Regions from separate parts of the Mus musculus genome. Here regions 2, 3, 4, 5, 6 and 7 are each linked to region 1. A link is a loop called in an ENCODE intact Hi-C map of the cell type or tissue named here. Cell type or tissue: heart. All regions are shown on one strand. Region 1 overlaps Gm36235 (a long non-coding RNA gene). Region 2 has its middle 92 kb from the start of Gm48606. Region 3 holds the start of Gm40287 (a long non-coding RNA gene). Region 4 overlaps Gm5432 (a long non-coding RNA gene). Region 5 has its middle 80 kb from the start of Gm48606. Region 6 overlaps Gm36372 (a long non-coding RNA gene). Region 7 has its middle 57 kb from the start of Lpin1.

Region 1 (4,000 bases):
GAAACACAATCATTCATAATGGAAGCAGGGAGGAGGAGGGTAATAGAGTTAGCTCTCCTTTCTCAGGGCAGACATGTTAATTACATTTTCTATTTCCGCTCATTACCTCGGAGCAGGTCTCTGCGGGCTGCCCTGTTTCTCCGATTCCTCCTTAGCTGAAGACATCTGGAGAAGGCACAGCTAAAGCCATGAGCTCCTTGGTAAAGGTCCACCTTCATTCAGCCATGGCTTGGTTTCTTTGTGGGGATCAAAGGGTCCAGCACCAGCTCTGTTGTCTTCTTCCCGGCTGGCTCTACTGAGCTTGCAGCTTCCTGAACCTATACAGCCTCCGGAGCCAAGACTCCGTTCAGAACCCTTCCGTCTGAACATGCAGGGGGCTGTGCCCACTGACCTCCCAGGCCTCTTGTGTGGGCTGAGGAAGCCTCAGCCCTTGGACATGTTCCCAACGGCCCTCTTGCCTCCAGGATTAGGGATGCTAAAACAGAACTCTCCAGAAGGCTTTGGGGACATCTTCCAGAGCACCAAGGAAAGAAAGCTAGAGCTTTGCAGGGGTGAAGAGCGAGTTCCCAGGCCTCCATTTGCATCCACAGAGGTGTCAGCATACTCAAGTGAGCTGCCTTAACACAGAAACCCTGCCCCTAGTATATCTTTCTATCTTTGTGGCTTTGCCCATGTGTATGTGGAGGCCGGAGGGTGACATTAAATATCCTCAATTGCTCTCTAGCTTACTTTTTAAAAAAGTTCATTTTATTTCATTTTATTTTATTTTATTTATGTGTATGAGTGCTTTGCCAGCATGTTTGTATATGCTGCGTGTGTGTGCCTGTTGTCCCCAGAAGACAGAAGAGGGCATCGCATTCGTTGGGAAGAGAGTCATGGGTGTTGGTTAGTTACTATGTGGGTGCTGAGAAACTGAACCCCAGGTCCTCTCCGAGAGCAACAAGTGCTCCTAAATGCTAAGCAACTAAGCTACTTTTTGAAACAGGCCCTTTCACTGAACTTGAAACACATCAGTTCAGTTGGGCTAGCCGGGCAATGGGTTTCAGGGCTCCACCTGCTCTTCTTTCCCAGAACTGATATTACAAAAGTGTCTCTGAGCCTGGCTTTCTATGTTGGTGCTGGCGTCCAAACTCATTCTCTCATGCCAGCAGGACAAGCATCTCTCCAGCCTGTATTCTCCTTTTTTCTCTCCATGACATTCGCTCTGCATTTCGGTTTCTCTTCTGGTCATGCAAGGAAGGTGGGAGCCCTATAAACTTGACGCACAACGATAAGCTTGACGCAGGACGGCTGACCAACCTGCTTTCACCCCAATGTGATTTCTGACTTTACCTAGCTTGTCCAAAGACTGACGCTTCCATCTATCTCCTCATTCTTAGGCTAACTTCATAAAGTGGCAACAGGAGCTCTTGTAACAGTTAACACTAACGCGCTTTCCTCAGTGTGGGGGATAAAGAATCTCTCTTCCTTTTTCTCTTGCTGCATAGGGAAAGAGCCACACTCATCTTTATTCCCACACAGTGAGCTTGCCTTAGGCGATTCCGGTTGGGGAGGAGTGTCTCCTTTCGGTGAAATCTGAGCAAGCTGGGTGGGAAGGAGAGGGCACAGGGCATGAACTGGGGATGCAAGTGGGTTGTAATGGCAGGCTTTGCGACTTTCTCCCTGCACATAGTAAATTAATTCAGTCATTAAAGCTGAGTTTTGGAAACAAAGCTAAGTTAGGAAGGAGAAAGCCATGGCATACCAGGGTCCTCCTGCCTGTGTGCACTCCTGTGAGAACCACCGTAGCCAAGTCCTGGCTTCATCAGGAGACACGGAGAAATGTCCAAATGCCAATCTACAGCTCCAGAGACATCTGCGGCAGAGCCTTCTCGCCAGTGTCCTGGTGAGGAAACTGAATAGTGCAAGCTGGAGAAAGTCAAACAGGCCTCCAAGAGGCAATTCTTGGGGCTTTCTGGCTCCCTTCCTGCAATCTGCTAGGTCTTCCCTAAGTGTGGCAGCTGCTTCCACTGTCTGCAGCCTTTGCTGTCAGTGATTCATCAGCAGACAACTTGCTAATTTTTTGTCTGGAACCTCTTGAAGTATAATAAGCAGGGTTATTTAAAATAATAATAATAATGATAATAACAATACAAAGGCCAGGTAGAAGGCTCATGGACTGCTCAGACCAATCTGAGTGCTTCTTTTCTCTCCATATGGAGGAAAGATTCTTCATACCCCAGATAATATGTTAAATTAGTAGAAATCATTCTTTTTAGCAATTATTGTCTAGAGCTGAGTAAGATGTGGATATTAATTGATGCAGCTTTTCTTTCATATACTATTTTTGCATTGTGGATACATTCTTGCAAATAATGAGGCAATTTTGCCTGGTTGAAAGAGCCTTTTTAAAAAGCACAATTTAAGGATTTAAAGGATGATTTCATGTGAGGACTTGGGCAAGGAGAAACACAAGGCACATGAAGACAGTGTTCTTTTGTTGGCTGTTTGGGTAGCGGGTGCACGTTTGAGGTCCTGTGTTGTTATGCAGGAAAGGGTGGGAACTCTCCTCCACCCTTCCCCTTCCTGCCCCACACTAGCTGAACAGGCATGAGAAGGTCAGGGCTACTCATTCCAAAAGCTAGCAGAGACCAGGGTTTGCAAATCAGTGCTGCCCAGCAGGCCTGGTGTGACTACAAGCTTGGCTTAAGCCAGCTACACAGTCAAAACTATACCAAAAAGAGGCAGAAGGAGATGACGTAGTAACATGTTAATTGGCAGAGGTAAACAGCTCAGTCTCTGAAAGCAAAATTCAGAAGAGGAGAGCATAGCTCTCTGGTAGAGAATTTGCCTAGCAGGTATCCTGGGGCTGAAATGTAGCAGTTAATAATTAATATAACTGTATGCTTGTGTGAATTACTTCCCAGGAAAGCTGATACAATGGGATTAGCCACCCAACCCCCCCTCAGCACTTCCTTCAGAAGTGACCACCTCAAGCCTGCTCAGAGACTGAGTGTCAGAGGCAGGTGGGAGGTGGGGGCTTAAGTACACACTTTTGTACACACTTCCTACTATACTCTCTTTGGGGTGGGGGATGGGCTGTAACATCTCAGGATCTCAGCACAGTTAAGGATAGGAAAGAAGAGCATTTGATAATAGTTATCTCTGAGGGACAGTCTGTCTAGATGGCTTCTCAGGAGGTCTAGAAATGTCCTGCACAAACTTGTGACTTGTTTGTGAAGTCTTCCTTGGGGAAGAGCCCCTGTACATTAAACCTTAAATGCACTTAAGATAGGAAGCTCTGTGAAGGTCTTTCCTGCTGGCGAGATCAGTAGATAACTACCCACGAATGAAAAATCTCGAGAAACATGTTACAGGAAGTATGTGGATAAAGAAATGCCATGCAAACTTGCAAAGGAGATCTAAAATCGAAATTAGAAGATGGAGAGGCGCAAAAGCAATCAGAGGCTTGGTGGCTGGTGGAAGGCTTCAGAGTGTAAGACCCAGAGGCTGAAAAGAGGAAGGAACTAGCCAGCTCAAAGCCACAAGTCAGAATGAAGCCACCAGAGCAGATGTTAGACCCTGGTTTTCTGGTGTGAAAGACAGGTGTCACACTGTCTGTCTGGGCTTTATGTCTAAACATAAGAATACAGATCAGAGAGAGATCTTTGCTGATTCAACCTTGTGCCTTGGCATGTAGATGCCACCCATCCCTCCCCTGGTGACTACTTCCACATAAGGTATCTGGTTTGAGGTTCACCAATAATAATTCTCCAGGGCCACTAGTCTTAAGTCAGTGGGTCCCAGAGTTGTCAAAAGAACTATCAATAGTCCAAGGAAAAGAAAACAGATGACAGGGCTTGGAAATATTTTAACTGTCCTCTGTAAATGGTGGTTTCACATATGCAGGGGCAAATATAGCATGGCAGCCATGGTTTGCTTTATATCAAAAACTTTCTTTGGTTTTGTAGGGCTTGGGATTCTCTTTTCAAACTTGTTCTGCTCTGGAAATGCCACTCCT
Region 2 (4,000 bases), 130 kb before region 1:
CTCTCTCTGTCTCTCTCTGTCTCTGTCTCTGTCTCTCTGTCTCTGTCTCTCTGTCTCTGTCTCTGTCTCTCTCTCTCTCTCTCTCTCTCTCTCTCTGTTTCCTTGCCTGGTCACCAATAGGGTCTGTCCTTCTAAGGTGTCTTCTCTGCCTCAAGTCATGACAAACCATCTGAAGGTAGACATTCTATTCCAGTATCCCAAGGTTTCCCATTGTGGACCCATCAGAGGTAAGTTGCCTTTCCTTTCTACCCCAGCCCTGTTCCACACACAGGCATCTTGTGATGATCTAACTCACTCTATGCAAAGTGTACGGTAACTTGTGTTTGTCTGCTTGATCCAGTTTGTTCTCCCAATCTAAATGATAACTTTTGGGAATACATTATTTTAAAACACCTCTTCAAATTATTTCTACTACAGTGTCTGATATATGGTGAAAGGTAATTCATTACTTCAGCAAATGTTCCTTGATCATAATTTATATTTTATGCAAATTAATCAATGCTGTTGATAGACAGGACACAGCTTGTGTCCTGAGATTATTAAGTTTTCACTTAAGAGCTTGTCACTCAACTTTATTACACAGAAGAAGACATCCATTGTGCTCTGGGATCAATGGAGGTAGCATCAGGTGCTTGTAATCTCAGTGCTAGGGAGGCTGAGGAAGAAGCAATGTGAGTTTGAAGCCAACCTGGGTCACATTGTCTTAACAAAACAAAACAAAACAAAACAAAACAAAAGAGAACTGGAAAGATGGCTCAGTGGTGAAGAGCTTGCACTGATTGTGTGTAGGATGATAGTTTAATTTGAACAATCACATGTTCAGCTTACAACACCCTTACAACTTACAACTCCAGTTCTTAGGGCATCTGGTGCCTCTGGACTCTTTGAGTATACACACACATGCATATACTCAAACATAGACATATAAGCACAGGTGCATGTGTATGTACATACACCAACACAGATAATGAAAAATAAAAATAAAACATAAAAACACAGTGAAAGAATGTTTTAGCAAATAGATGGCTATGGGGATCATGGAGAAAGGAATTGAGTTTAAGTTCAGTGCTGTATTTAATATGGTCTCTTTACAGGCTGTGTTGAAATGCTGGGAGACATTAGGAGACAGTAGGATGCCCTCTGTGCCGACGACTGCGCTGGAAGCCCATCTGGACTGTGAACAGTCTGTTTCAGGGTGGCTTCCTCTTATTTTGTTTCAGAACTGAAGCCTAGTGCCCAGCAGATGCTGGGTGATTACTGAATGAGAAAATATGTTTGCAAGAAATTCAACTCCTGTTGTAAAATTGCCCAGACTTTTGTTCTGCAAAGGCTTTTTGTCAAATTTATTTAGAAATTAAAAGCCCTTAGGGCCCTCAGACGTGAGAGACAGAGTATAATCCAGAGATGCAGAGTCCTCTATGGCAGCCCTGGAGAGTTCCTTCCAAAGGTTTCCTTGCACCTAGCCACTGCTCAGCGTATGTCCTGATGCTTTTGCCTAGGCCTCTGAGCTGGGGGCTTCCCTCCCCAGATCCCCAGCTTTCCTCTCCAAGCCAGCCCAGAACCCTTGCTCTATAGTTCCCTGTGTCCTTCAATGGGTTTCCTCCCTTAAGGGACCCCTGTAGGGAGGGCAATAATCAGAAGAGTTCCTGCCCGGTCAGCTCAGTGAGATGACGCAGGAAGGCTTGCAGAGTGTCACACTGGAAGGAGCTTTAAGGACACAGGTTTCAACCCTGCCATTTGAAAGGAAGGCAAATGAAACCCTGGAGGAAAGGGCTATTTTAAGATAGTGCAGTGATTTAGAATCCAGGCCTCCTGTTTCCCAGCTAATGTCTTCTTCATATTCCATAGGCATTCTTCCAAGATTAATATCAAGGCATGTTGTTAAGCCATTTTGCTAAGTATCTTAGCTGGGTTGTTCCACCACCAGCTCATTTAGAGCCATAACGTCTTTAAAATCCCAGCAAAAGGAATCTCAGTTCCCAGAATGCACTGCAGACTTCACGGTGAACCCGTCTGTCTTATTCCTTCAGGACTTATCATTAATTCTCTCATCATCTCCAGTTTTATTGTTCTCTTCCTCCTCAGGCACAAAGGAACTCAAGCATTGAATTGCTTCATCATCCTGGATACTAAAAGTTTGATTTCAGAAGTTCTTAAAGTGAGTCCATATCCAACTTCTGGCAGCATCTGCTGCAGGCATGCTTGGGGGCCATTCATTCCCTCCTCTATCCTTTCCCAGCTCCATCCACAGCATCATTTAATTAAGCCTCACTGAGCGGAATTCAGGCTACATGCTTTATGTGTTATGATGTCATTTACTCCTGACAGTAATTTAGTACACTCAATAATATCGTACCCATTTTCTGAGTGAAAAAAAAAAACTGAGGCTGAACAAAGGTGAAACCCCTGGCCAACCATGGAGCAAAGAAATGATGGAGTCCAGATGTGAGCAGAGGTTGTGTCCTGATTACAGGACCTCAGGCCACCTTTTCACTTAGATTGGATGGGAGTTCTACTTGACCATAAAATTTGGTGAAACGATCATCTTGCCCCATCCCCTCCCACCCCAAGCAATATTGTGTGGTGACATGCTGTCTGCTAGCATTATGCCTTTAGTGACATCTTAGGACAGCTTCTGCATCCTATGCATAACTCAGGCACTAGCACCAGCAGTTAAAATGCTTCTTTTCCAATAAAGATTATGGGGACTGGCAAGCAAATTGTTTCTTCCTTCCAAATTCAAGACACAAAGGTAAGCTGACTCTGGGCTAAGGCAGGGCCTTCCTCCTCTCCATATGTCTGACCAGGAATATTAGCATCATTGAGCAGAATTCTGGCTGTGGCTCTGTAGTCATGAAGGAGCAGACAGCTGTGGGGTCAGAGGAGCAGGAGAGGGGTGGCTCGAATGCAAGGAGGTAGGAGCACCATGCCTGGAGACGGAGCCTGGAACAGTGACATGTGACCCCCATATGAGTCAGCTCCTGCTCAGGTAATGAGAATCCAATGAGACGTAAACTCATTGCAGAAAACACGCGGGACAAATTCATCATTGATGTGGCTATTTTGGGAGATGAAAGAGAGCTTGAAAAGAAGAGGGACACGTTAAAAGTATTCCAGCTGAGTGGGCCTGATAGGAAACGAACATTTCCCTTCATGACTCAACAGTGAGAATCAAAAGCATCCCTATCTTTTAAGTCCCAAGCCCAGCAGGGCCAGGTGCTGGGTGTAGATGTTGCCAGCCCTTTGCTCCCTGGATATGAAGATTGTGATCTGGGTCTGTGGCAATTTGCAGCTTTATTTCACTGTTACTAAGAGGAAGCAGGTTCCATGTGCAGCCTCTGGAGCTGACAGTGGTGATTCCCCTGAGGGCCCCCCTGAACATCCCAGTACGTGCTCTGTGAAGACAGGCATGGCTGTTAGATACTGCGCTTCTCCAACAGTGAGTGCACATGTCCTTTCCCTGTCACTTGCAGAGGACTCTGAATAGAGTAGTAACCAGCTGAGGAGGAGATGGGGCACAGGAGAGGATCTACTGACTTTGATGAGATGTGTCAGGTATGGATGTTCCTGGATGCTCTACTCACTTGTAGTTCCTCATTGGAACCCTCAGCTGGTCTATCTGCAAAGCATCTATCCACCCCTACCCACCAAGTAGAAAAGATGCCCCCACTCCTGATTCCTTCTGTTGTGGTTTCTACCTTTACCTCTATATGCCCCTTCTTCTGACTTCTGATATTAACTGTTCATCAGATCAACTCCTCCTTCCTGGGGGCTTAGGTCACTGCTGTGTTGTCTATGTCCACACCCCTTCATTTTTGTTGAGGCTTTGCTTGTGCAAATACTTGTCCACTGGTTTCACTTTTTTCTTAGTTACTTAATTAAGAGTAAACTTTCCTAGTAAGAAGATGCCTGGTGGTTAATAGCTCTTGCAGAAGGCCTAAATTCAGTTCTCAGCACCCACACTGGTCAGCTGGCACTGCTGTAACTTGAGTTTCAGAGG
Region 3 (4,000 bases), 400 kb after region 1:
GGGAGAGGAAGGGATGAGAGAGAGATGGAGAGGGAGTGAGTGAAGGAGAGAGAGAGAGAGAGAAAGAGAGAGAGAGAGAGAGAGAGAGAGAGAGAGAGAGAGAGAGAGAGAGAGAGAGAGAGAGAGAGAGAGAATGCTCAGACTTGAAGAGGGGACAGGAAGTGAGATTCATCACTCACTGAGAGTTTCCACTATTTCTAGGCCGCTGGGATGGAAACTGCAAATATCATCTTCATTAAAGCCTACTCTTTAAAAAATGACAGCAAATTAACAAAACAACATAATAACAATAGCGCCCTCTCTGATGAACTGGCCTAGTTATATCTCAGAGTCCAGAAGCTGAAACTGTAGGAGGAGCATCAAGGGTTTAACCTGGGGTCTCTGCTATACCCTAGAGAATACACTTTAACCAGGAGAATCATCAGAAAAATACTTCTGCTACATGAAACCAAAGGGAGCAGCAATAGTTATTTTGTAAAACTAAGCAGGAAGTTCTGTTAGGCAAAGGATCTGCTTGGAAGGTGCGTTTACTATCAGGCCACTGTAACAACCTGTCCTTCACTACTCTTAAATTTGGCCTGTCTGTCTGTCTGTCTGTCTGTCTGTCTGTCTATCTGTCCGTCCATCCATTTTTGTTTTCCTTTTATTGAGAGCCTCTGGAATAAAAGACATTAAAACTTTCTCATCTTCGTATCAATGTAGGAACGCTTAACTCTGCTTGGAATTCCTGCTTGGCCAGTCTGTAGGAGGCCTTACTTATAAGAGTTCAACGTACAAAACAGAGCAAGCCCAGAATACATGATGGTAAAGAGGTGGTCTGGCATCTGCCAGCCAGTATCTAAGCAGTTCCTCATCAGAACTGGTTCTTTTGTCCTTGAAGTCTCAGGATGCTATTTGGCACTTTCCCATCGCCGCCTTGTATGCTCACAATATCCTATGTTTCAGAATGATGATAGCATCCATTCCCAGAGCTATTTTTACTCAGGTATGTTTTTGTCTCCTCTTCCTTGAAGTGGTCTGGCCATGTGAAGTGAGTCCTTATTTTAAACAAAATAGAATGGTTCTTTCTAAACTAAGATTTTCTCATCTGTAATGTACAGCTCTTAAAGCTTCTTGCCCATGCAGTAGATGCTAAGGAATGTTGCTTCCTCTGTCATCTACTCTGTTTTCCTTCCCCAGAAGAGCACAGCACTGGAGGCCAGAGAGTACCAGGTCCTCTGGGATGGGATGTGTGCTGACCCATGGGTCCCCTGCCTGGTGCTACAGCGGGGGAGGTAGAGTTCTCATATCTCCAAGTATGCATCCTTTCATGGGAAGATAGACATTGTAACTTGTGCATTCTGCATTCCAGTTCATGAGTTGTTCTCAGCAGCTATTCTGGGGAAGGGGAAAGAAAATCTCACAACACTTTCCCTAGAGAAGAGATGCCAATGTCAACTGTTAGAAAATGTCATTAAAGCAAATGAGAAACGGGTTGAGGACATTTTTATGAGCCTAGAATACTGAGCTTGGAGGTTTTATGGAGACCACAGGAAGTCAGAGAGACAATCACACTCATAACCTTTTTTTAGAGTCTGGCAGTGATCAATCTTTGTGCTCAACAAGAGTGTGCTTTGGAAAAGGGAAGTTATCATTGGGGACCACATAGACTTTTTCACAGAGCTGTGGACTCAGTAGAGAAAGAGTTTTCCAAGACGAGTTACTGTGGGCTCATTAACCAAATCCTTTCAGAATTGCAGCAAAAGCCCTCCTTCATGATCTCAGCACACACCAGGAACTAATCTTTGGAGAATGCTCTCTGCTGAAATCAAAGTGTTTGTCATGTGACACAGATAATCTCTGCCTATCAGTTTTCTTCTTTCTTCGTATGACAAAATGAAACTCAGAAAGTCCAATGCTTTGTCCTCATTCAGAAATAACAAGAGGTGGAATCTGGATTGAACTCATTAGTCTCTCCTTAATCATACTCCCTCCCCAGCCAGCCCTAGAGAGGCAGACAAATGGCAAAAGTGGGAAATAAAACTATACTTACGGAATTGTCCCGAAGTGAAATTCCAAGGGTTTATTCTTAGGGTCGCAAGGTCAGCATGGATACTTTCCTTTATAAACCAGGAGTTGCTCTGAATATATTCATGCACAGGGAGATAAATTCATTTCTAACGCTTTGTTTTCTGGCTTTAGAGTCTTGCAGATGTGTTTTCCCTAGAGCCTTGGAAGATGATGCAGAATATTCCTGAAATGCTTTGCTCTCCTATTTACACTGACATCTCGTGGTAGCATTCTGTGACTGCAGTCTTCATTGTCTCAGCTGTCAACCTTTGCATTCCATCATCAATTGTTTAATGCATTAATTGAACTAGAAGTATTAATAAATACTTGATAGGTACCAGGAATTGTGTAGAGCATCAGGCAATGTTAAAACCTGATCATAGAAAAACTGTAAGAAAAACCAAATAGGAAATTATTCTAGGAACTCAACATTGATAAATATAAGACCTATAATCTAGTCTGCATGCCCCATGGGTAATTCTGTAGATTCATTAATAATTGTACCATTTGGGGGAATTTACTGTCTTTTCATTGACTGTAACTTGCAAGGATCATCACACAGATTTTAGATTTGAAACAACCAAAACGAAATCATCTCATTTAGAAACACAAGAATAAGGCTAGGGTTTTGAACTTTAATTTTCACCAAATATCAAAGTCATAAGCTTACCTCATGTGATCAGGCAACACTGAAAGATTCATTCAAATGATTGGGTGCGGTTCAAATGGTTCCTGAAGAATAATTGAATCTACTCCTAAAGAAATGGCTCTGCTGTTAAGTGTGTTTGCTGCTCTTGCAGTTAACCTAACCTGTATATTCTTGGTCCAGGGAATCTGATGCCTTCTTCTGTCCTTAATGGACACCTGCACGCAGGTGCGTATGCCCACACATCAACATACACACATACACACATGCAAAAGTAAATCTTTAAAAGCAACAAAACTCTATACCATGCTATTTAGGCCATAAAAGAAAGGAATTATCAGATCTCCTGTGTGGGTGACATCTCCTGTGTGGTGACATCCTCTTCATCTTACTTTAATGCACCAACCTAAAAGCCCGCTATGTTTGTGCATGTGTTTTAACTCATTTTCTTCTACAAATCCCTAAATACATGAATACATAAATAAAAAGAAGCTCATGGTATGTGTACCGTTTTGTAACTTGCTTATTTTGTCAAACTTGCTAGTTTTCTTGCTGTATTGCAACTTATTTGGACCATATTTGCAGTATCCAAGCAACACTCACAGTTACATGTGTGAAAAAGAACACCAGGCAGGCTGGGCTAGTGTTGCTGTTTAGGATTCCACAGGAAGGCAAAGCCCTGCACTCACCAGGACCCTGTGTAGAAACGGCCCCAAGCTCATTCACATGAGCCAAGATTTAGATTGCCATCGGACTCAGGACCCTTTTCCTGTGGAATGCTTTTCAGGGACAGCTTTTAGGTTTTGAGGCTGTTTGGAGGCCTCTCTTAGGAATCCATTTGTCTGAGAGATCAGGATCCATGGCTCATTCCCCGATGTTCTCTTCTGCTGTTATCTAGGGACATATCTCAGCATTTGAGGACTCTTGTCACTACATTAGACCTTTAAAGCCCACACAACTAATTGACCTTAGTTACATCTTTAAAACCCCTTTGACATCCATGGAGATGGCAGCAGGGGGCACTAGTCATGGGCTTCTGTAGAATTCTGTAGGAACTAGCACTCTTTTGGGGCTGCAGGCTTAGCTCTGTTTGCAGAGTTTTTACTTAGTACACCTTAAGTCCAGGTTTCCATCTCCATTACCACATAGATCAAGCATAGCTACCTAGTGCTGTGGTCCCAGAGCTCTGAAGATGGTAGAGACAGGAGGATCAGAAATTCAATAGTATTTTCAGTTACTTAGAAAGTTTAAGGCCGCGCCAGGGATACTTTAGATGATGTCTCTAGCAAACAACCCAAGGGCTAT
Region 4 (4,000 bases), 160 kb after region 1:
TGGGGGAGGGGATGCTGAAGCAGGAGATCAGAAGTTCAAAGTCATCTTCCAGCTGCCCAGGAAAACATGCACGGGTCAGGGAGTTTTGGGGCAAGGGTTGTACAGAGTTCTGAGAAAAAAGCCTTAATGGGTGATTGTCTTGCTTGCCTTAATCGATGAGAAGACCCAGCCTGAAAGTGGGTGTCAACATGATCTAGCTTCAGGCCCTGAACTAGAGAGACATTTCTCTCTGACCTTGACTGTGAACGTAATGTGACAAGCTGCAGGAGTTCCTGCCCTGACTTCTAGTCAATGGCTAGTGTAGCCTGGAAATGTCCTCTTTTGAATGAAGTGTTTTCAATAAGGAATTTACAGAGCCCATTATGAATAACCACATAGTGGGTTCTCTAGTGGGTGGGCGATTAGTGCGTTGAGTACTAAGTTACCTGGAGGTTCCAGACCTACTAAGTGCATCCTCACTCACAAACATGAACCCATGTGCAAGCTGCCTAGCTTTGCTCCACCAGTCCCTTGCTCTACCACCAGGTTCCTTATGACTTGTGCCTCTCTCCAAAGCCTGAAGGCACCTGAGCAAGGCTTTGCCTCAGCACATCTAAAGTATGGTGGCCTGGGTGGATCTTATTTACTTTGTAATTTCCCTGATCACCTCTTTCACCACTCAGAGAGTATAATTCTCTGGTATGGCCCAAGTGTGATTTCTGAAATAATAAGCATAGTCACAATCATATACAAAATAAAAAGAAACAAATTCCTTATCGAAAACAACTGAGCATCCACCTCACATATTGTGACCCATGGTGACCTGGAACTGTCCTTCCCTAGAAGCCATCCTAATCTCTCCCATTATGTACTGCAAATACTGAGGTACCTGACCTGTTCAAGCCTGTTTCTTTCAGAGGCTTCTTCCTACTCAGGTCCTTTGGTCCCCCTGGACTTCTGGTGCAGAAAGTTTTCTGTTGCACTAACCAACTTGGACACTGTTTTTCTACAACTAGTTCATGAATCAATCTCCTCTCTTTGTCTCTCTGTCTGTCCCTGTCTCTCTTTGTCTCTCTGTCTCTCTCTCCTCTCTCTGGTTCTCCTCCTTACCAAGTGGCTATTCAGTTCTCTTCTATAAAATAATGACATATTGCACATAAACTATGCACAAATCCCCCCTGTATGCCTCAAATCATTAAGCCCAATCCTGTACAAATGCTGCAAATGCTTTAAAAGTGATTGTTATATTGTTTAAAAAAATAAGAAGAACATGGTCTATACATGTTCAGTGCAGAAGAAACCCCCCCCCCCCCCAAATCTTGTGTGCTGGTAAATCTGCAGCTTCCAACTGTGAATTGTGAGGGCCAACTGTATTTGTGTTGTATCTCTGCCCCACTCTTCTGCATTCCTGAGACCTGTAAGCATGCCTCACTCCCACATGGACTGCCAGTACTCAGCCCAGCATCTGCACATACTAGGTGCTTAGCGAGTGTTTGTTTATTGAATGAGTGAGTCATGCTAACTGCCACTTACTAGGGTTTTCGAGTGTGTATTGCAGTTTAAACAGCCAGTGGTACAGGGACAGAGGGAAAGGGTGAAGAAAGACCATGCAGACGTCAGAGCTGGTCCAGTGAACGTGAGCGCCTGCCAGTGCTGGCTCAGCTCTAAATGAGTTACTGCTCTCTCAGCGCCTGCCATGGGAAGCCAGCTGCTCAGGGAGCACTGTGGTTTTGTATTCAGACAGAAGGGGACAAGCTCATGCATACATCTGGATACGGAGACAGGCCAGCTTCACCCTCTCTAACTAAGTGAACACCACGGCCTTGACAGAACTAGCTGGAATTCTAATCACTAGGGCTGGCATAATAGACAGGTGAGTCTGGGACTCTCAGAGGGGCAGGTTGAGCTACTTCCTCTGGAATACAAGCCTCTTTTCCAAATAGACCATATCCTGAAAGTATAAAATGCCTTCCTTCCTATTTACTCAAGCCTTGGCCCTAAGAGGGCTCTCCATCTCTGTCTCTATTCTGAGCTCTGAACTCATTGCCAGCACTTCTGCTGAAGCCATTTGGACAAGGAGAGGGCCACGCAGGAGGAGAGCTGGCTTCCAGGCAGTTCCTGAGAAGGTCCTCCTTGCCTGGGCCCCAGGAGGCTAATAGAATGGTCGAGAACAGGCATTGAGCCAGTCATGTCTCCTGTCCACTTTGCTCCATCTCCTGACATACACCCAGCATTCCTGCATGTGGTGACAGCTTGAAACAACACCCCTGTCCCCACATTCTGCCTCTGGAATCATTCCAGGCAGTCTCCGGTGTGCCTGCCTGCATGACTCTTGCTTCTATCCAGCTTTCTTTCCAGGTTTCACAATCCCTTTTGGCTTCATCCCCTTTTGGCTCCAATTCTTAGTGAACTCCTGTGGGTCAGCAACTTGAGTTCAGATTAGCAGGCTCAGCTTCTACCTTCAGTAGCCACCACCTACTCCCTTCCTGGATGCTTATACCTACTTAGCCTCAGCCCTGGGCTTCTAATCCCGACACAGGATCACATCTACCAGTCTCTGTCTGTGGGCTTCATACACTGAGAGCACAGTTGGAGAATGGAGGGTCAGACATGTCATAGCCAGAGACTAGCTTTTCTTCTTCTTTTGGTTGTCTTTGTCTCTTTCTTTCTCTCTTTCTTTCTCTCTTTCTCTCTCTCTTTCTTTCTCTCTCTCTCTCTCTTTCTTTCTTTCTTTCTTTCTTTCTTTCCTTCCTTCCTTCCTTCCTTCCTTCCTCCCTTCCTTCCTTCCTTCCTTCCTTCCTTTCTTCCTCTCAGACACTGGTGCAAAAAAAAAAAATTAGGTTTCCCTAAGTTCTCAGTCTTATAAATAAATAAATAAATATTGTTTATTAATAAATTATTTTATTTAAGACATCTTATTTTATCATTTTTATTATTAAATTATTTATTGTTAATAAAACATTAAATTATTAAAATATTATTTTATTATATCATTGAATTTAAATTGTTTAAATAAATACTTTATTATTAATAAATTAGTAAAAGAATGTTAGAATGGACTCAAATTCAAGAACAATTTTATTATAGTCTAAAAGCCCTAGGAGATACAAGATGTAAGCTTCAGCTGCTGGCCAGAGGAGGATAATAGAGGAGAGGAGGTAAGTAGCCATCCTGGTAGGCTGACATAGAGGTCAGCAGACGGCAGGCATAGCCACAGGACAGAGGGAAGAGCAAGGAAGCCAAACTGTTGATGGATCAGGGAACTCCAACTGGTAAGGGAAGCATGCTTAGAAAGGACATAGAAGGGCAAAAAAGAAAAGTGAAAAGTCTCACTTTTCTGAAAAGTGAATAGACTCAACACCCTCCATCCCTGAACAGCCCATAAGTTTCTGCACTGGGGGAGGGAGGAATGAATCTCAGAATGAAAAAATACTATATGTCATTAAAGAACAAATTATTCCACCAGTCTCTTTAGCTTGGCTTAAGGTGAATTCATCCAGGAGTAGTTCCTTAGCCAGAGTGATTGATGTGGCCCAGCTGGAATGTTAGAGCTCTAGCCAAGCCAGGAAGCCAGGAATTCCATTACCTTGACCAGATAGTGGCAGGAAGTGGTGGTGGTGGTGGTGGTGGTGGCGGCGGCAGCGGCAGCGGTGGTGGTGGTGGTGATGGTTGTGGTGGTGGTGGTGGTGGTGGTGATGGTGGTAGTGGTGGTGGAGACAGGGTCTCACTCTGTAGACCTGGTTGGCCTAAAGCCAAGATGGCTTCTAATTCAGATATCCTTCTGCCTGTGCCTCCCCAGTACTGGGGTTAAAAGTGGGCAATACAGCACTGGATGCCATGGTCAGAGATGCTATAACCAGCCTTTTTTTTTTAGCTGTTTGTAGGTCTCTTGTGCCAGGATGGTTGATTTTACCCCCACATTCCTTCCTGTGTTTTTTTCTTTTTCTGTTCATTTCTGTTTAGCCCTATTTTTTTTTTAAGTTTTCAAACCCTAGGTAGGAAGGATGGGAAAGTGTAACTA
Region 5 (4,000 bases), 140 kb before region 1:
GTTGGCCTGATAGCCAAGATAGATACTGGGTGACTAGTGGGCAAGTAGCATCTACTGCACCATGAGTACACTCACGAGTACATGAGAGTTAGGGATGATTCTCTTCCAGAGAGATGGAGTAGGGTAATATAAGAGTTCATCATGGCACACCAACAATACACACTGCTTAAAATCCAAAAATTTCATGTATGAAATTTCAAATTGAATACAGACAAGCCATAGCTGTTAATGCACAGCAGGCCAAAATAGACAAATATCTGTGTGTTTGAGGACAGTGTATTCTCCATAGTGATTTTCAGACCAACCAAGTGTTACATAGTGAGACTTAATCAAAGAAAGGCAGTGATTGGGATGGGGGTGGGGTGGGTAGGTTATGTGGTTCAGCCAGTAAGGGTATCTGTCACCAGTGTGCATGATCTGAGCTCAGTCCTTGGAACCCACATGGTAGAAAGAGAAGACTAACTCCACGAGTTGTTCTCTGTCACATACACACATGTGCTCTCTATCTTTCTGTCTCTGTCTCTCTCTGTTCACCTCTCTCTCCTTCTCCCCGAACATAGAGTAAGCCAATAAATAAGAAGATGACAGTGAAAATGCTGTGTAGGCCTGTAACATGGTATGCCGGGTGAGGCTTGTCCCAGGAACTTGAGTTAGGGATTCATGTGCTATACTATGTAGGTTGTCTAGAAAAGAAACGGAGATTTACTTCTGCACCTCTGTGAAGGTAGGTCCTCACCTTCAACCTGACCAGATGCAGAATCTCCCAGGTCAAATACCTCTGTGCATGTCTGTGAAGATGTTTCCATAGGATTTAACCAAGGGGAAAACCCACTCAGACACAGGAGGCACAATTCCATTGTAACTGGATTGTTTAGGATAAACACCGGGGAATTGGCAGCTCTAACAAGTGAGGCTCAGCTGCTCTTTGCCTGTACCCCAAGTAAAGAGACAAACAATAGCAAAATGAATAAACATATTTAATCAGTGTGGCCACATTAGGAAGAGGGACAAATGAAGAGGCCCAGAGATCTCCAGAACCTCTTTGAGATACTGACAGAAGTTTCAGGTTTAAATGTTTAGAGGGCCGGGTGAATGCATAAGGAAACAATACTGGTCCAGGTGTGGTCCTTCCTGCTACTGACCTATCACTGTCTCTGCTCCCAGTCTCTCCTGAAAGGTCTAATAAGTTGTCAGAACTGTGTAATATCTCTCCCTGGGAGGCATGTTCCTCTTCTGTCTGACACCAGGGCTCCAGCCTCTCTACTCCCTCAGAATAGAATTTTCAGAGAAATTCTAATTCTTGGGAGTGGCTTATTTTAATAGTCCACTAACCAAACAAAGTGGAACAAGGACTTTTCTCTTTGGAAATACCTCCTTCTCTGACAAGACACTCTGAGATGGTGTCCTGGACTGACTAAAAAGGAAAACAAAACAGAAAGGACAAAGCTGGGATTTCTTGCCAGTATCCATCTCTCCAGCTGTGGTTGTAATGCGAGCAGTTGCCTCACACTTGCGATGCCTTGGCTTTTCTGTCACGATAGTATGTACTCTCGTGGCTATGTCACGTGTGTCAAATTAAGTTCTTTAAATTGCTTTTGCATGGCATTTTGTCACTTCAGTGAGAAAAAGTAGTAGTATAGCTTCTATGTCCGGGCGGGGCAGGGCTGGGCCTGAAGTATGCCAAGAAGGTGGGGCAGGCTGCTGGAGTGGATTCAGGATGCTGAGTAAGGGAAGGCTGCAGGACCATGAGGGCCATCAGGGGGACGCAAGTGGGCCGGTTGCTTCTGAAATGTAGCCGCAGCATCCGTGGCAAGCTCCCTGCCACAGTTGTGGCTGCTAGCTGTGGGCTCCTGAGTCCGATTCATTTATCTTCTCTCTGGCTGTCTCCACTGGCTTTGCAAACCGATCTTCTAGAGTGGCATGAATCAATACCTCTCTGACTTCAGACGAGTTATAAGCTTTGGAGTTCTTCCACAGTGAACTTTCACATCTAGCCCAGAACACTCTGACACTCTGTCTTATACCACTTGGTGAGACCTTTGGTGGAAATTCAAGGTCTGGGCTTTTGACAAATTTCTTTTTTCCTTAGTCTGTTCATCGTTGGCACCTGATGGGGGCTATGATATTAGTACGGGAGGTTCCACCCTGCTTGATCATACAAACGCTAGAACATCAGTGTAAATCTCAATTCTCCCAGATCCCACCTTGACAGCCTACGTACATGAGAAAAAAGTACTTTCAAATTACCCCTGAATATACACCATCATAAAGATCCCATACATTCAAATTGCTTTTAAACAACAAACCCATAGCCTGTGAGCAGTGAAGCTATAAAAGTGTGTGAATCATCCTTCCAGAAGTCTCGCCTCCAGGCACGCCTGACACCCTTCCTTGCCGGAAACTCAACCTTCACAAAGACTGGAGGCTGCTGACAGCCTTCTGGGGAATAGATTATCTGATTCCACAGGCAGTTAAGAATAACATACAAATGTCATTTAGACGGACAATTTCTATGTGGATCAAAAGACACACTCAAGTTACTGGCTATGCTAGCCAAACCCTTTACTTCAATAATATCACAGCAAACCCACAAAACCTTTCTGGACTGAATGAGTACCAGTGTGGTGTGTGGGAGCTCTTCAGACATTCCTTCCAGGTTAGTAGATTATTTGCAATTCAGCTCTTTTACTGATGAGCATGTTATGCAACGAGCAGCAGCAGCCCAGGGGGAAAGCTAAAAGCCTGGGCTGCTTAAATTTTTCCACTGGATACTCACAGCCAGCTGGAGAGAGTGAATGAATATGCCTGGCTCTCCTGCCCTACTCCACCAAATGCCAGGGTGTGAGAGGGAGGGACACAGTGGCTAAGTTCACGGGCTCTGGTGGGAGATGCTGTGACGTTGGAGTTCTGTTGCTTTGGGGAGTCTACAGCCTGGGGGGCTTCCATTGCCTCTGTCGGTTTGAATTCTTGTTATCTCCCTGGATGATTTTTGTCTTTTTTTATGGGATGGCTAAAGATTCAGAATTAATACATGCTAGCTCAGTGCTGTTTCTGAACCAATGGGTCTATAGGCATGAGCTATTTTTTTAAAATCAAATTGTAAGTTTCATGTTTATTTTAATGCAGGCAGTGGTGCATTTTACTTTATATGTCTTTAACACAAAAGAATAGGGTTGTTTTTTTCCCAAAATTTCTAATAAAACTGACCCTTCCAGGTAAGGGGTTATGCTTTTGTTTGGCTTTGCCTAAGCTCTGGTACCCTGATGGAAAGCTTTGCCATGCTGAGGAGGAACAACTACGTTTGCCAGGAGATCCTCCCAAAGAACATGTGCTATTCCTTGTCTGGGCAATGGAGTGAAACCCAGTCCCCGCAGTTGGATCACTGTGGCAGGGAGGGATTGCCTAATTCCTTCCTCATTGCTTCTGATCTAGGGAATATTCACAGTAGTCACCCCCCAAGTCCATTGGAAAATATTCAGAGTAATCACCTCCCCCCCCCCAGCTCCATCTCATGTTTCCCTTTCTGCATCTTCAGCTACAAGTAGCCAACCACAGCTTGGTGAGAAGTAAATGATTCCAGAAATAAGTAATTTAACCAACCATAAATAGCCTGTATTGCAGTATATAGTTATAATTTTTAAAATTTTACCATTAATTATTGTGATTAATTTCTTACTTTACCTAATTTGTAAGCCAAATGTCACCACGGTACATATATGTAGGAAAAACCACATATATGTAGGGTTTACTACCATGGTTTCAGGCATGTCCTGTGGGTGGGTCATGTAATGTACCCCTTGGATAACAGCAGACAGCTGTCTTCATGGACTTGTTCATAGCCTTGCTGCGTCTAAAGATCATCACCGCAGACCCAACTTCAAGCCCTGTGGCCATCACTATAAAGAACAATGGCAAGTGTCTGGCCCTGGCAATGAAGAACTGTGGCAGGGATTGGTGGTCAAAAGCTTGTTGCTATCTAGGAAGTCTGGTCTCGGGGCCA
Region 6 (4,000 bases), 210 kb before region 1:
ATAACAGTTATATTTGAAAAAAAGTAGTAATGTTCATATGGAAGAGAAAGAAAGAGTAGAGGACTTACTGGAAAGATGTCTGCCCTGATGGCTAGAATTGAGGATGGGAGAGTGGCATCTCTTTGGGACTTGCATGTGCGTGCGTGCGTGCGTGTGTGTGTGTGTGTGTGTGTGTGTGTGTGTGTATGTGTGTGTGTGTGTGTGTGTGTGTGTGTGTGTGTGTGTGTGTGTGTGTGTGTGTGTGTAGAGGGGATATAGCTAGGGAAAACCCTGGAAGCTACTCCAGACTCCCTCTCTATCTCTCTTTCTTACCTCTTCACTCTGGGCACATTGTTGTGAGCATGACTAAACACCTAGGATGTTACAAAGGTAAACATTTGGACTAAACTCATCCAACTCTACAACAAAATCATTCACTTCTCATTAAAATGGAATATTCCAGAACAAATTCCATTAAGCCACTTTAATTCTTAATTTGTGCTCTCTGCACACTATCTGACCCGTTCTCAATATTTTCCACTTTAATTTTCATTAGAATCCATTATGCTTCTTGTAAGATTTTTTGCAATAAATATTTTATTTATTGATTTCTTTGGTTTCTAAAAAGTCCTGCTGGGTTACAACTTTTCCTACATGCGTCTTTATGTATGGGCTGATATTTCTATTAAGTTCAGTATTTCTGGTAACAAAAGCTGAACTCTGCCAATGGTTTGTTCTCTGTAAAATTACTCATGGATTTTTATCATTTGGGCTTTTTTCAGGACCTTTTCACATGTATGTATGTATGTATGTATTGCTGCTAATGTTATTATATACTGAATGAAAGACTGATAATTTATATTCCTGTCACACTCTATGGGAAACAATAGAGAGTAATTTGGGATTGCAGCATTGCCAAATCTCCCTGTCTGAAGCAGGATGCCTTCTTTATCTCGCAGGCTCATCCTTGCATTGTTTTCTCTTTAGGAGATGCTGCCCATCCTATAGTCTTCCCGGACAGTTTCTGGATTTTACTAATTGATTTCCAGCATGTAGAAAATCCCACTTTAGGTGCCATTTGCATTAATAACCTGCAGCTTTGACAAGTTTTTTATTCAATTACTTTTGGTTGATCTTTCACACACGGACTAGTTCCAAGATTCCACAGGAGTTATAAATAGGTATGTTTGGAACAACATAAGATTAGTCAAGGCCATCTGGCGTGATGACTGCCGGCTCTTAACAAGCACAGCAGGTCAGAATGTATTCAGAGTTGAAACTGGTGGAGCCAAAACATCCGCTCACTCAGAAACTGTGGATGGATTCTAAGAAGTAATTAAGAAAGAAAGTGAAAAGCGGCTTTCACTTGAGCTGTAAAGATGCTAGAACAGTGTTCCACAGGCAGAATCTCACTAGCATACTCTACAGCCATGGTGCGCTTACCCCTGATGATTAATGAAGAGAGTAATGGCTGCCAGAGCCTTGGACAGAGCTTTGCAGGTTTTTCCGATGTCTATTTTGTTAAATGGGTGGTATTTTCTAAGAATTTACTTTTGATAATGACCAGTGTGCCAGTTTGAGTCTTCATCTTTTGCCGGAAAAGATTTTCTGGGGTTGAGGTTAACTCTTTGAGTATGTTAGTTACTTCTTGACACATTTCTAAAATGGGTGAGCTTCTTTCACTTGGTAGAAAGCTCAGGGAAGGAACAGAAAAGGTGTCTGTTGGAGGTCACAGCTGTGTGGCCAAAGCCTTTGCTATGTTTGAGGCAAAACACAAATGGGGATGGGGCCAGGCAGTGCTGTGAGGAGCCCAAGCCACTATTAGAAAACACACTTTATATTCTTCTGTTTCCAAAACTATATCTCAGTGTGCTGCTGGTTGTACAGGTCTAGAAAATTCTGCTGTGCCTTTGCCTCTTAATCTTCCCAACCAGGATATTTGAATTTCAAATAATCAGAGTACACACTGCCCCTCCTCTACACACACAGTCAGCCTCCACATCCATGGACCCTCTGTTGACAGACTCAATCAGCTGCACACTATCTGGAAAAGAAAAACACAGCCATAGTGGGTACATATAGACATGTTCTTAGTCATCATTCCCCAAACAGTACAGCATACACACTACCTTCATTTATACTGCATTTGGGATCTCTGGTATTGTGACATGATTTAAGGTTTATTGGAGGGTGTGTATGAGTCCTATGCAAATACTCTGTAGATTTATGTAGGGGTCTTGGCCATATGCAGATATTGCCCTCTATAGGTACTAAAGATGTAGAGAATCTTATTCTTTAAACCTTATTTGTAAGGTCATGACCTCATTTAACCATAACTACAAAAACTGTATGTTAGCTATTGGCATGTATGCTTAACTAAATATGCATGGCAAAATAACTTGTACAAAAACTGCATATCTACCTTTATATTTTTTCAACACCTTTCTTTTCAAAAAGTCCTATCTGGCTTGTGATCTCTGTCCCATTTGGTCCCTGATCTAATATTATTGTGTCTCTGAATCTTTATCCACTGACATTCTTCCTTGTATCAAGCAACAAATTCTCCAAACTTAATGTGGATGTCTCCCACCCTGACTTGTAAGGAATCCAATGTGATAATAGTCAGAGGTATGATGTTTGAGATGGAATAGGTCACAAGAGTGGAGCTATCATTTATGAAATGAGCACTTGAAACACTGGGGCTAATAAACCATGATAGTTGCTCTCAATAAAACCTGCTCCAGGCCCATGAATATGTATCATCAAGAAGCCCCACTTTGAGACAGTCTGATGGACAATATTATCAACAGTCCTCACTGCATATCCCTTCCACATGTCCAGTTGGTTCTAGTCTTCAAAAAGGTTTTACAGTTACAAAGAATTCAAACATATATTGGTTTCATCTCTGAGTGAATTCACTAGTAAAAAGACAAACAATAATTTTCTTTTCTTTCTCCTTTCCAACAACTTCATTCCTGAAGCTGTGAGGGGAAATGCCCTCCTTTCTGCCTACATCGTCAAATGGTTCATGCCAACTGCTTGGGTAGTAGAAAAGTCATATGTTTAGTTGGACCTGAGGCAGCAATTCTTGGCACATTAGTCACAGCAGGCTAACTGCTGTAAAAAATAGCCCTCACTATCTAACATTTAGCATTGTCAAAGTCTCTGTGTTTCCCATGCCACAACAGCAAAAGGCAAAAGGCACTGGGACATGAGATCTTAAACTGAACAGTGGAGAGAGAGGTAAGAGAGGATGAAGATGGATGGAGGTGGAGATGGGTTCTCAAGGGGAGGGGTTTAATGAGCCCTGATAGAAATGGGATGCACATCATGTCTACTCATACATCGTGATGAGAAAGAATCCAAAGGGTCACAGAGGAAGTCTGCAAGACCTTGTATTTAAGTCACTGTGAAATAAGATTCTGAGAAGAGAAAAGACCTCCCAATAAAACCATAGTTTCCCAAACCCTTCACATTGTTTTGCTCCATGAAAAGGCTGTTTATTAGAATTATGGAAATCCTTTGATTCTAGTGTAGTTTTCGGTAATTTGCCGGTAGATTCAGGGTCATATTTGGGGTACATCACCCCGGTAGAATCTTCTAGAGTAGAGAAATGCTTTCTCAGAAGTGGAGCCATTCAGGCTTAACCAATGAGGGCAAAGTATGGGTCCTTTGAATGTAGCCTCTGGGCAAGATCATGCTCCAGTGATTGCCCTGGGTTGTTAAGAAGTTGTCTCTAACAGAACAGAAAAGATCACTGGTGGACTTGTAACTACTCACCTAGAAGAAGTAGATGAAGAGACTTTCAGCACTCCCCACCCCTACTTAGTAGACTAGTTAAAAGCTCCAAACACAAAGGAGTATTTTTAGCATCAGATCTGTAAAGCACATTGTACCCAAGATGGGATTTGAGTGAACTCCAACATAGAAAAGTCATTTTACAATCTGGAGCCGTGTCACATGGGGAAATGTGTTAAATAATACTTTCCTTTCCAAGAGGATTGGATAGCTTGTATAATGA
Region 7 (4,000 bases), 520 kb before region 1:
CCTGTTTGCCATGTTTGAGGTGTCTTCACCTCATAGACCCTGTCCCCCTCTTTTGGATATTTGTCCTTAGTTTTTCATTTTGAAGGAGTCCATCAAAGCCCTTGACTAGTTTGAGCTGAGGTTGGTCATATCCTATTAACACTGTACTAGCAATGGCCGGAGGCTTCCTGCGGATTGCTGTGTTGGCCTTGGTGATTATGGAGGGCATGGAAGAGTATCATCCTTAAATGCTAATGGCACTTCTGGGTAAAAACTGAAGAGTCCAAATTCTAACAGGTCCCCGGGTGTCTGTAGATTCAACATGTTACAGACAGAAGAAACCCTCGGACAGCTCCACAGATCTATGCTACCTGACTGCAGTGTCTGAGGCTCTCTTATCTGAAATAAAAACCAGGATAAACTTGTCTATAGGCCACTCATTCATCTGTGTTCTCTTTATCCTTTGACACCAGACCTCCATGGTGGTACCCAAGGCTCTCCTGTGTCCCCGCAGTTCATACCCCCATGCAGACAGAATGAGTTTTTGGATGCCTAGACTTTCCCAGAGACGAGCTTTGTTCACCTGGGAATTTGAAGGGCTTGGTCTGGTTTCAAAGAGTAACACATTCCCATTTTGCATCAGAAGCCAAAAACTATTTGGGTGTGTGTGGGGGGGACTGGTCTTAACCATCAGCTCTGAGACAGCTTTCGTGACCCCTGTGCGGTCGGTCCTGGAATGGAATTGTCATAGAGGAAAGTTAAAGAGGCCCAGTTTTGAAACAGGTTCTGGGACTTAACTCTCTTCAGGAGGCCTTTGGTCCCAACATCAGAGCTGAGACTCCATTCGACCATCTTTGTCTATCTGTGTTTTCTATCATGGTTCTGGAGTGTGAACAGCACTGTGCCCATTCCCTTGAAATACGAGAGGTGACGGGTCTCCGGGGTTTTCCCCTTTTTTAAAAAAAATTTATTTTTATTAGATGTTTTCTTTATTTACATTTCAAATGCTATCCCGAAAGTTCCCTATACCCTCCCCGCCCTGCTCCCCTACCTACCCACTCCCAAGGAGCTGAAGGGGTCTGCAACTCTATAGGTGGAACAACAATATGAACTAACCAGTACCCCAGAGCTCGTGTCTCTAGCTGCATATGTAGCAGAAGATGGTCTAGTCGGCCGTCACTGGGAAGAGAGGCCCCAGGGTCTTGCAAACTTTATATGCCCCAGTACAGGGGAACACCAGGGGTTTTCCCTTTTCAAGTCAGCTTGTAAAATGATTCCATTTCTGATTTGTGAGTTGCAAGGATTATAGGTGACCACCACATCTGAATTTTTTGTGGGTTCTGGGGATTTCAATGCTGGGCCCCTCACTTGTTTGGCAAGTGCTTTATCCACTGAGCTATCTTCGCAGCATCAGTGTCTCCGACAGACTCATGAGGATAGCCTGAAACACTATAGTCAAGGATGACTTTGAATTAGATCATTACTGCCACCCCACCCCCACCCCCAGTGCTGGGATTGCACGCATGTGCCACAATGAGTGTCTTTTATTTGGTACTGGGAATTGAACCAGGGCTTCATGCATGCTAGGCAAGTCCATGCTCTACACCCCAGGATAGACTTTACATTTGTAACCTCTCTTTTTATCCTGTAGCACCAAAGAGGATAATTGCTATCACTTGTGGTACAGCCAGGCTTGGTCCCCAAAGGGAAGCAGAGTCTGACCAGAGAAGCTGATCCTGGAAGTCAGTGAAAGCCGGTGGCCACAGGGGGGCACAGTTGGTTCTTGTTTGACCGAATAGCCTTTCAAAACAGCCTCTGCTTTGACAAAGGCCTTTCCCTGTGGTCCCAGGCTTGGAGACCAGCCAGGTTGTGGGTTGGATTTGTGTGGAGGCAGGGGAGTTTCTTCAGGGGACTGTTTCAGTGCGGATGTCCCTTGGATGAGCTCAATCCGAGGCCCAAATCTTTAAGTGAGCTTTGGAGGCCAGTCTGTTGAGATTTAAAATCTGTTCTTTGTGGCCCTGGAGGTTCTGGGAGTTTGTCCTGGGAGTTTGTTAAAAATAAAATTGTTTAGGACCTTATCCTAGACCTACCGACCCTAGCAGTGGGTGTGGGCCTCCGAGAATAGTTTAATAAGTCCTATGGGGTTCGGATGCACTCACATGTTGTGGACCATTGCAGCCCAGGCCCGGGCTCACGTCTGTCATCTGGCCAGCTCAGGAATGCTGTAATGCTATCAGCCTAGGACTCACATCAGCTCCACCCCACTTGCTCAAACCGGGAGAAGCTGCTACAAAGACCACCTCACCTCTTTGTATTAAAGGATCTTGGAGACCGAGCCACAGGTGCTTGCTTAAGTCACAAGGTGTCCTTCTGACCCTGTGGAAGCATCCAGTCAGATCTGCCTTCCTGGGGAATCTCAGATGGGAGCCACAGGCCTGGGAGACAGCAGGTCTGGCAGCCTGGGCAGAGTGAGAACGCAGGGAACAGGGTAGAGGTGGATGTGCCCAGATTTCTAATGGTCTCGTCCTCCCCGAAATGTTTGGGAGCCTCGAGGAGCCTGTCCCGATGCCAGCTATCTGTTCATTGGTGCAGGAAGTCCATTCAGCCTGCATTACTTTTAATGCATTTTGCAAGCAAGTGGCCTCTTCCTGTGACTCACTCCGCCTTTTGTGCACCGGAGGTTGTGGTTGGAAGTTTCACTTCGGAAAGTAACCACCAGTGCCTCCGATTTCTCCCGAGGCTGGAACCCCAACAAGTCACATGCATTTTGTAACAAAGAAGTGTAAATGGAGGTGCAGCCAGTCACGTTTCTGCTCTGTAAAAACATCCTTTTCTGAGATGGTCTGCAGAGCCAAGCTGAGAAGAAATGGGTTATATTTTCATTTCAGGACTTTGTGCTTTCTTTCCAGAATGTTCTTTGTCATCTTGATCCATTTTTCAGGATTATCTAAAAACAAAAAACAAACAAAAAAACAACAAAAAAAACCCCCCAAATCAAACCAACCCCCCAGCATTAGCTGATTGGGTGATCCATCCCTTAGCTGACTGAAAGTGACTCAGATCTGGACTGAAGTTTGGGTTCTGTCTACCAGGCAGCATGGAAATAATGATGGTAATAGGATTGGTTGAATAACAACGTGTATTTCATCAGGCTCTTCCCCAGTGGCCAATTCACGGGCTCTCTATACATTTATTTCTTCGGATAAGCCAGCAAAGGCTAAGCGGGCAAATTCTACAGGGCAGTTTTCTCAAGTTTAAAGACTCATCTTCAAAATGTTGTGGAGCTGAACCAAGTTATCACCACCCCTGTTAGTTGTAAAGCGATTTATGTGTATGAGTATTTTGACTGCTTGTATGTAAGTACCATGAGTGTGCCTGGTGCCTGTGGATGCCAGGAGAGGGGACTGGATGCCCCTGGAACTGGAGTCACGTGTGATTTTGAGTGATCCAATGTGACTGCTGGGAATCAAGCTTAGGTCCTCTGAAGCGTGTATGTGTACACACACACACACACACACACACACACACACACACACACACACACACATATATATATGTATATGCAGCCCAAAATGTTACTGTTATTTTGAGCTGTAACATGCTATGTGACTGAGGACAGCCTTGACTTTTGGATCTTCCTGCTTGCCACCACCTCCATTACAGGCATACAGCAGTGCTGGAAATTGAACTAAGGGCCTCACTCATGGTAGCCAACTACTCTAGCCAGCCAACGTGTTTTTCTGCTTTAATTCTTTTTGTGCACAACCCTAGTCTCTTCAGCATTAGTAAAGCCCAAATGCACTTAGAACTAAGTGCAGCTAAAGCCGTAGTCAGAGTTCCAGTTAGCATTAGTACTTACTACATTCTGGAAAGCTGATGTGGGCTTGAGAAACGGTACATTTGGATTTAGAAGAGATGCCTTTGATGTTTCACTTCTCACCTTGATTCTTTCAACTTCTGTGCAGGGAGGACAGTCATCGTCATTAAACACTGACCTTTTAAGAGTGAGGATGAGCAGTTA

Evidence for each region. Peaks named below come from ENCODE experiments on the same cell type or tissue, not always from the same donor. Only the 100,000 strongest peaks of a DNase experiment are listed, where the experiment ranks them.
Region 2: it touches region 1 in a loop (2.4-fold over the local background); 4 of 42 quality-filtered maps call a loop at or near these places.
Region 3: it touches region 1 in a loop (2.8-fold over the local background); 7 of 42 quality-filtered maps call a loop at or near these places.
Region 4: it touches region 1 in a loop (4-fold over the local background); 3 of 42 quality-filtered maps call a loop at or near these places.
Region 5: a loop joins it to region 1, with 2.0 times the contacts of the local background. A loop is called at or near these places in 5 of 42 quality-filtered maps.
Region 6: it touches region 1 in a loop (2.0-fold over the local background); 4 of 42 quality-filtered maps call a loop at or near these places.
Region 7: a loop joins it to region 1, with 2.8 times the contacts of the local background. A loop is called at or near these places in 7 of 42 quality-filtered maps.

What each region holds. Positions count from the first base shown.
Region 1 is chr12:16,007,979-16,011,978 of GRCm38, reverse strand. The region is part of intron 1 of Gm36235 (a long non-coding RNA gene); the gene reads left to right. Among named protein-coding and RNA genes, the nearest start is that of Gm36235, 5.5 kb to the left of the region's middle. In heart, a CTCF peak has its summit at 1,901; DNase peaks (open chromatin) are centred at 2,588 and 2,958; H3K27ac peaks cover 1,811 bases.
Region 2 is chr12:16,138,592-16,142,591 of GRCm38, reverse strand. No RefSeq gene overlaps it. Among named protein-coding and RNA genes, the nearest start is that of Gm48606, 92 kb to the left of the region's middle. In heart, no CTCF peak of the experiment used is centred here; a DNase peak (open chromatin) is centred at 1,681.
Region 3 is chr12:15,604,536-15,608,535 of GRCm38, reverse strand. Gm40287 (a long non-coding RNA gene) reads right to left here and starts at 2,203. Exons shown (of 6, transcript XR_872503.1): 1 at 2,033-2,203. In heart, CTCF peaks have their summits at 303, 2,275 (motif pointing left) and 3,701 (motif pointing right); no DNase peak of the experiment used is centred here.
Region 4 is chr12:15,848,271-15,852,270 of GRCm38, reverse strand. The region is part of intron 2 of Gm5432 (a long non-coding RNA gene); the gene reads right to left. Among named protein-coding and RNA genes, the nearest start is that of Gm5432, 33 kb to the right of the region's middle. In heart, no CTCF peak of the experiment used is centred here; DNase peaks (open chromatin) are centred at 1,700 and 2,150; H3K27ac peaks cover 695 bases.
Region 5 is chr12:16,150,024-16,154,023 of GRCm38, reverse strand. No RefSeq gene overlaps it. Among named protein-coding and RNA genes, the nearest start is that of Gm48606, 80 kb to the left of the region's middle. In heart, no CTCF peak of the experiment used is centred here; DNase peaks (open chromatin) are centred at 1,703, 2,393 and 2,773.
Region 6 is chr12:16,220,431-16,224,430 of GRCm38, reverse strand. All of the region lies in intron 1 of Gm36372 (a long non-coding RNA gene), which reads left to right. Among named protein-coding and RNA genes, the nearest start is that of Gm48606, 9.8 kb to the left of the region's middle. In heart, no CTCF peak of the experiment used is centred here; no DNase peak of the experiment used is centred here.
Region 7 is chr12:16,531,235-16,535,234 of GRCm38, reverse strand. No RefSeq gene overlaps it. Among named protein-coding and RNA genes, the nearest start is that of Lpin1, 57 kb to the left of the region's middle. In heart, a CTCF peak has its summit at 1,743 (motif pointing right); DNase peaks (open chromatin) are centred at 1,824 and 2,554; H3K27ac peaks cover 824 bases.